Linked DNA regions of Mus musculus: region 1 is linked to region 2. Evidence: chromatin loops called from intact Hi-C (ENCODE). Cell type or tissue: heart. All regions are shown on one strand. Region 1 overlaps Gmds (GDP-mannose 4, 6-dehydratase). Region 2 overlaps Gmds (GDP-mannose 4, 6-dehydratase).

Region 1 (4,000 bases), 150 kb before region 2:
TTGACACAGTAATAATTGATTTTGTTTATAATAAAGCAATCGGAGAAACTCTGTTATTGTATTCAAGTTGCATCCTAACTGTAATACTCATGTTTTTGCCCTTTCCCATTTTAGTGAAAAGTGGGATGTATGCCACCACATCTCTCAGCAATGTGCTTTAACCTAAAGTATACTCACATTTTAGTGAACCACTTTATAGCAATTTTCCTATGTTTATCTAGTACACATGGTCTTGTTTGCAGCTAGTACATATTTTGGCACATGTACTATTTAAAATATATCCTTCACCATCAAAAATAACAATTGCAAAGGAATTGTTGTAGTGAATCTTATAAATTCTTTTTGGTAGACATGTCATTGATCCCCAGAGAGGAGTTAGGCCCCAAGACTTACAGTGGTCAAGTCAGCTATACAAATTGTTTGCTAGAAATTCTTGGGAAACTTAAAATAAGAAAGCCATTTTATGTTCATTTTTATATATGGATCCAGGTCCATGAAAAGTAGAAAATGGACCATTTGAAGCTGTGTATCCCCTCTCTCCCTACACATTCTCAGATGCAAAAATAAGAAACTCTTCAGGTACTTCAGAGCACCATATTAATGTTTGCCTCAGTTGTCTTTTTAGAAAAGCTTTCTAACTTTAGAAACCCAAGAGAGTGTATATACAGGTATTTTGTAAACCAGCCCAAGTTGGTCAGAGAGTTCCCTAAAAGACAATTAAAATTATTTCATAGTAAGAGCCGTACTTGATATAAATCTTTCAGAATGAGTAGTCTTTCAGAATCATAATGTTTGCCATGGCCACTGACAAGTATGATAGATAAGCTCATGAATCATGCTCCTTTTTTCACACAGGCAATTTTTAGGAAATGCCGGTACTTTGCCCACGTTCTAGTGGGTTTTTCCAGGACCACAGTGTACCTGTTCCAGTGTCTCTTTAGTTGTATGGTAATTCACTATGGACTGAGTGGAAATGCAGTGACTCAGAGTCAAGATGGCTTGACAGATTGGACAGTCATCACCAAGCAATTAAATAGTGATTAGAATTTATTGTAGGTGAAAAACATCTGAGGAGTTTATGTGTTTGTATACAAGAGGAAGTGATAGAGATACACACAGGTGGAGGAAGAACAAAAGATGGTTGCCAAAATTAAACAAAATGAGTATTTTTTCAAATATCAGATTTATTCTGTCTTAAACTTTAATAAAATGCTTTACAGTTCATAGGCTAGTTTCTTAAATTAGAGTAAAAGTATTAGGGAATCTCTGCTTTCTTGTTTCCCTGGTTAAAAAAAAAAAAAAAGCACAGCAAAGCCATTTATCTTGCATAATTATCCTCATAAACTTTAAAGTATGCTTCTCTCCAAAACATTATTGGCGTTGATCTGGTATACAGTCATCACACAAGTAATTACAGCTCTTAGCTGGAACACAGTCCTCAGTATTTACTAGCCCCTGTTATGAAGCCATAAATCATTTAATAAAACAGTGAGTGGACACATTGCTTGTCCTTTGTTTACTTTAGGCGTGCTCTGTGGGTCTTCCGCATGAAAGCTCAAGCCGTCTGGGGCTGGGCTTGTGGACTGTGCTTATCATTGACAGAAAGCAGTGTGTGTGCATCCTGCAGACCCATTTCCTTATTTAAAGTGGGCATCCTTCCTCCACTGAGATATGCTTCCTTTTTCATTACAGTGCTGGAGACGAAGCCTTTGTAAGCTCTTAAAGGCACATCCCTTCCAAATGACCTTTTGTCCTGAGTGGCTAAGATGTATTGTTTAGTCCACTCAGAATTGCATGGGGTATCCTAGGAATTTTTGTTTTGGTTAATTAAATTTGGAAATGTGTCATTTTTTTCCCATTATAAAGCATAAATGAAAGTACAGTGAAATTGATTTTGGTGTTCTGGTAGTTGAGATAATCATAGGGGTAAATGATTTGGGATATAAAACTATGTTTACCTTTTCTCCACTCAGAAACCTGAAACATGTTTAACTTCAATTAAGTGATCTTTTCCTCTTGAAGGGTGTCCTGTATCCACATCAGGATGCTAAGCAAGCTATTCTTCAGTAATTGTTCTAAACAGACAGACTATTGGCCTGGATGCAAGCAGGCCAATAAAAAAGTTTCTAAAATTAAAAATCAAGACCAAAATGTATTGAACTACTTAAGATGGTTTCTTATAAGTTAGACTTTTTTGATTAGACCATTTATAATAACTGCCTTTAAGCATGCTCTTTTCTAGAAATTTGTATTTCTGTAGTGATTTGAAGCTTTTTATAACCTGTGAACAGAGAATCACAGATATTAGGCTTTTGGTGGGATACACATGTAGAAAAGGATCCTAGTGATAGTTTTATGTGCCCTTTGTGAGAGAAAGCCATGTGATTGCTGCAACAGAATTTTAATTTTCTACACGTCTCTATTTCTCAATTTCTGAACTTTGTACTTTTCATTTTAAGTCTGTCTTTAATGAGAAAACTTTATTTGTAAATATATGAAGCATAGTCAGTAGCCTCATACACTATTTTCCAGTGCCTGCCATGCACTCTCCTTTCTTTCCTGTCCCCTTACTTTTGTTTCTAGAGAATCCTCACTTTTTAATTTCTGTGTTCAGAGACCAGTATATTTTGTTATTGTCCATCCTTAGTCAAATATAAATTGCCTACTGTGATGTTAAGAATTCCTCTTTCTCAGTTTTCCCAGGATTTATATATTCTTATAAGTGCTTTTTATTCCATTTCGTTGTATCTTAAACAGTGAAAATAGTTTTTTCCAGTCCCTTTCAAGGCTACCAAGGAAATAGTAAATGAAAAGGAAAAGTAATTAGACCCTGGACTTCAGAGCTTTTTGGCTGGTGAAGGCTTTCTCCATATTTGGCTTGCTCCTCCTCTCCGCCTGTGTCCTTCCATTAAGAGTCCGCAGCCAAGCTGCCCAGGCGATTGCTGGTGATTCGATTTGTTCTTGCTGTGCACCTTGCTGCTCTCCACTGATGGGAAGACCTCACCCTTCAAAGTACTGATGTAGCACACCTTCCTCAGGAATCCATTTTAAACCGGCTTCTAGTTTCAATGTTATAATCTGTTCTACCTCTTAATTTACCATTGTAGTTTTACTTATGTTTTTAATATGTACTCTAGAAAACTAGGGAATTTTTAGATATGTTTTCTTTGATTTTAGTATTATTCTTATGTGATCTGTATCTATACTTGGAAAATTTGCTTTCCTTATTTCCAATATATCTTAAAGTTTATTTCTATATTTCAGAAAAGAACTTTGTAGAGCCCTTTGTCTCCTCCTCTGACATGGCTTCCTGGGATTGAGCTCAGGTCCTCAAGCCTGAGATGAGCTATATTGGCAGTTGTCACGGTCCTGTTTCCTAATGACATCTCAGAATTCATGTAAAGCTCTTCACATAGGCAGTATTCAATAAAGCAACTAAAACATGCCATTTGTGTTGTACAGCAACTAATTTAGATGTGGCTAATAGGCACTACACCATTTATGTCTGTGAAGCTCATTCAGCCATGGTTTCAAACTAGTCACTGGGGAAAATTCCTAGAAAATATTGAATGTGAAATTATGAGTAGTGAAGAAAACGTTAATGCTAAAATTACACGTTTTGCTGATGAGGCATACAAATTGTACAAAGGTAAAAATGATACTCGCAATAAGTTTGCATCTGTTGTCAGTGAGAGAAAATAAAACTGACCTCTCAGATGCTGATGGCTTTGAAATAGTGTCTCTAAGAAAAAAAGATCTGTGGATTAAACTTTGTCTTGCTTATAAATTGCAAAGGCCTTTTTACTTGACTTTTATGTTTGAAGAAGATCACTCTTTCTTATCCTCACCTTCTACTTCAATAACTCATGGTACACACTGAAGGTAGTAGTATAGGGCTGAGGAGCAGAACAGATGGGGCCAGGAAGTGAGGTTGAATGTCTGGGAACTAGGGCCCTGTGGAGGTTTTTGGGTGTGAAGTGAGAAACCATAGGACACTTTC
Region 2 (4,000 bases):
GTGGTGGTTATTATCTTATCATCTCTACTTAGAACCAAGAGGACTACTAAAAGCTACTTGTTAGAAGGTATAAAAGTTCAAAACAGGGTGAAGCAATGTTTGTGATAGAGATAGATGGCAAACTGAAAGTCCCAAAAAGTGCATAGTTCTACAGCTGCAGAACAGAATCATAGGAAGATTTAAAAATTCAAGGCCTTTCCCTCAGTATTTTTGTCCCCGCCCCCCTTTTTTTAGCCAAGAGGAGAGCCCATCCCCATCGATAGAAAGCTAATGTCTAAATTCAACAATTTAAATGATGACATATTTATGAGGTGGTTTCTTACATCTGTCAAAACGTAAAAGGGTATTCATGAAACAAACTCCTTTCAGAGATGAGAAACTGAAGTGGCATGATTGGGATAGTATGCAGATTGTGATGCAAACGGGGAGTAAAATGGGAATTAAACTGTGGCTGCTTGATTGCAGAAGGAAGAGATGCTAATTAGGGGAGATTGCAACGACATGCCTTGTTAGTTTTTGAAGTTTTAACCATATGAATGCAACATCTGGCTTTTAAAAAGTAGTTCTTAGGAGTTATTGTGTGTGATATAATTTAATTAATTGCTCTTCAATTAGTGTGCTTTAAGAATAGTGTTCTATGTTCATATCAAAAGTATACTGTTGCTTCAACCTAAACTAAATCTTACAAAAGCACAGCAAATGAAGGGTTTTGTTGTGTTTTGTTCCATAATGAGAGAGGGAGCTGCTGCCTCTCGCATAGATGTCATTCACTAAAAAGAGATGGATCCCAACTGGAGCCACTGTACAGAAGATGTATCATGGTGCCTATGACACTCAGTAACCCCACGGCACCCTGAGACCTAAGAGCAATTGCTCTGAAGCACAGCATTGTAGGTCTGGTTCTGCTCTGCCAGATGGAAATTAGTACCTTAAAATAGCACAGCCTGTCTACTTGGAGCATTTTAAATAGAGTCTCTTTTACATTTAATTGCATTATACCTTCAGTAGTCCCTTAATGAAACCTTGTACAATATCTTGAAATTTTGTGCTAATTGATTAAATTCCTACAAAGTAGTTCAATTTCAAACTATGTCAAACATTTTGACCTTTAAATCTATAACTTTCCTAATTTCCATTTTAGCTACACACACACACACACACATACACACACACACATACACACACATTGAGGACAAACTATTCTGCTGAATAGCCTGGAACTTACTATGTATACCAGGTTAGCCTTGAATTTAGAGATTGTGCTGCCTATGTCTCAGTGTTGGAGTCAAAGGTATGTACCATAGGCCCAGCTTCAGCCACTGTATTTTAAAATACTAATCCTTCATAAGTTTTCTAAATTAAGTTAAATAAAATCTATTTATATATTGTAAATTTTAGCCAAGATCTAAGCTTCACCTTGTGGATTCAGTTGTTGGTATGCAGACATCTTCCTTTAGGGATGAATAGGAGGAATACTGGGGTTGTTCTCAGGATTCGGGAGAATGTATGCATTGTGACTCTCAGGGCAACACATTTCCTGTTCAGAGACTGACTAGAAATAGAGAAAAGCTCACTCATGGCCTCAAATTTTACTTTGTTTACTTAAGGAGCAATTAATTCCTTCATCCACAGATTGTCTTACGCTAGAATTGTGAATTTTTTCACTTCACTACCCTTTCATCTGATGAAAATTATTCTTTAAACAATCATGGTTATAGCGTTAAACTTTGCTGGAAGAACTAGGCTATCCAAAATATGTGAGGTGTATAAAGTTTTGTTTCTGCACAAAGATTTTTTTTTCATGAGTCTAGACATTTCTTTCTTGAGTAATTTACCATTTAATTACATTGTGTTATGTTCTCTCAGGAAGGGGAGAGGAAGAGAAAGAAAGAAAAAAACAAAACAAAACAAAGAAGAAAGTTTTTTTTAAGGTGCAGGACATTCAGGATTTAGATTTCACCTTATAAACTTTTATTACAGTGTCCTCCTCCCTTCTCTGTGCCATGAAATAGTGAATCACTCCTGCTGGTCTCCAAGGACAGATGCTGTTCTCATGTTTTATCCTGACACCTCAGAGATGAGCTTTCCATATGAAGGAAGGGAGGACATTTTATGCATGCAGTGTTATTCTGGGGCCTCCCCTTTTCTAGGAGTCTCCTTTGCATGGAGTTTTGGTAGTGAAGTCCAGTGGGTGGTGACATTTGATCAATTCCTTGCTGATTAATGTGCCTGAGGGTGTATGCCAGCCACCCTTTGCCCCCTTCCAGTGTGTTGGCTATTTAAAAAAAAAAAAAAAAAAAAGTGGCTTTCATAGGCTCTGCTGTCCAACAGGCTGGGCACAGGGCCAGCGGCGCCAGCAATTTTCCGTCCTTTGTATGAGTGATCAGAGGCCAACCCCAAAGCAACTGACAGTGGTTGCACTCAGCACTGCTAATGATCTTCAGTAGCAGAAGACTTCCTTCCTCCTGAAGCCTGAATGTTCTGCTAGGGAAATGTGTGATTTGGACAGCTGCCACAGAGACAGTCTGATCAAGTTCATTGTATGCTTCACACCTCCTGGTCTGCAGCAGGCCAAGCTCTGCCCAAAGGGAGAGAGGGAAAAGTTCGCTTTTAAGTAAAAGGTTCTCTGTAAATGTGTTTTCTGAAATGTAGTATGCTCCCATGCTTACCACACACCCCAAATGTTTACATCCAAGCCAACCATCAGACACCAAATGATTTTTAAGCCCTGCTAGTCTTTGGCTCTCTCTATCTTCACCTTTTCCTTTTTGCTTTTTCATCCTGAGTATGCAGTTAGCAGCCTAGTGTTGCTGTGTGGTAATGCCTATTCAGAAGCCATTCCACAAGTGGCTGCTACATGTCTGCTTCTCCCTAAGACAGAAAAAGACAAGATGAAACTCAGTGGGACCTCTGACTCTCATGTAGTTCTAGCTCAGTTGTGTAAGTACTAGTCACCATTCATTTATCAAAATTACCAGCTTCCCTGTTTCTGTTAATTTGTTGTAGGACATATGAGCTATGACCAAGAAGAAACCATGTCCTAGGATCATTTTTAAAATTCATGAAGAGATAGAAATGAAGCAGGTAAAAGTTGCTATAACTACCCCAAAGCCTTTTGCACTGACCACATAGATCCTAGTGTATACGAGAACTAGTCTGCCACAGACAGGACACGTGGCTTTGGAGTGTGCTGCCAGGCCCTGGTCATTTTTACACCAAGGAGTCCTCAGCAAGCTAGAATAAAGGACTGTTTACTACCTTGAGTGGCATGACATTCTATAAAGGTGGTTTTTAGTTTATTAAGTGGTGTTTGCCCTAAATGCTGCCTCTGAGACTTTTCCATCTCCCATAATCCTTCAGCTGAGTACTTCATAATCATACCAAGCACACTGACATTAAAACTAGCCTCTGTTTGGGATTCTACAGCTCTTAATGGCAACTGTACAAGGAGGAATTATTATTTGAGTCCTCATTTTTCCAGAGAGACTTAAGAAATGACCTATTGTATGCATCACAGTAATTGTCTAAGGCCAAGACTTTCATGATAGTATCACCCAATCAAGTGAAAAGAGCACTCAGCCAATGATTTGTCCTTTGGCTCCAGAGGTATAACATGAAGAAATGTGTTCATGCTGGAGAATCAAGCTCATTGTCAGGAGGCCAGTGTGGCCAGTGATATGATTTAGAGGGAAGAAAGCCATTAACTTCTTCTAATCCTATAATGATGATATGGCCTTGGTAGCCTATCAGGATACAGTTTACAAATGGCCTCAGAATAACTGCTAGGTTACTTTGGAAATACTAAACCTGCTCCACAATGGCAAAATAAAGCCAATGGGATTATGTTTGTGTTTGTGGAGTTGCTTTCGAGGAACAACTTAAAACAAACGATAGTACCCTGTCATTTTCTAGATCTGAATGAAGAGGAGGTACTTTTTCTGAAGTATTTGTGAAAATTCCCTTATATTAGTGCAAGCTACATCTATTATCAGTTGCCACA

Evidence for each region. Peaks named below come from ENCODE experiments on the same cell type or tissue, not always from the same donor. Only the 100,000 strongest peaks of a DNase experiment are listed, where the experiment ranks them.
Region 1: a loop joins it to region 2, with 2.5 times the contacts of the local background. A loop is called at or near these places in 4 of 42 quality-filtered maps.

What each region holds. Positions count from the first base shown.
Region 1 is chr13:32,166,924-32,170,923 of GRCm38, reverse strand. The region is part of intron 4 of Gmds (GDP-mannose 4, 6-dehydratase); the gene reads left to right. Among named protein-coding and RNA genes, the nearest start is that of Gm52055, 65 kb to the left of the region's middle. In heart, no CTCF peak of the experiment used is centred here; a DNase peak (open chromatin) is centred at 1,613.
Region 2 is chr13:32,017,498-32,021,497 of GRCm38, reverse strand. All of the region lies in intron 7 of Gmds (GDP-mannose 4, 6-dehydratase), which reads left to right. The region is part of intron 1 of Gm35672 (a long non-coding RNA gene); the gene reads right to left. Among named protein-coding and RNA genes, the nearest start is that of Gm35672, 11 kb to the right of the region's middle. In heart, no CTCF peak of the experiment used is centred here; a DNase peak (open chromatin) is centred at 2,377.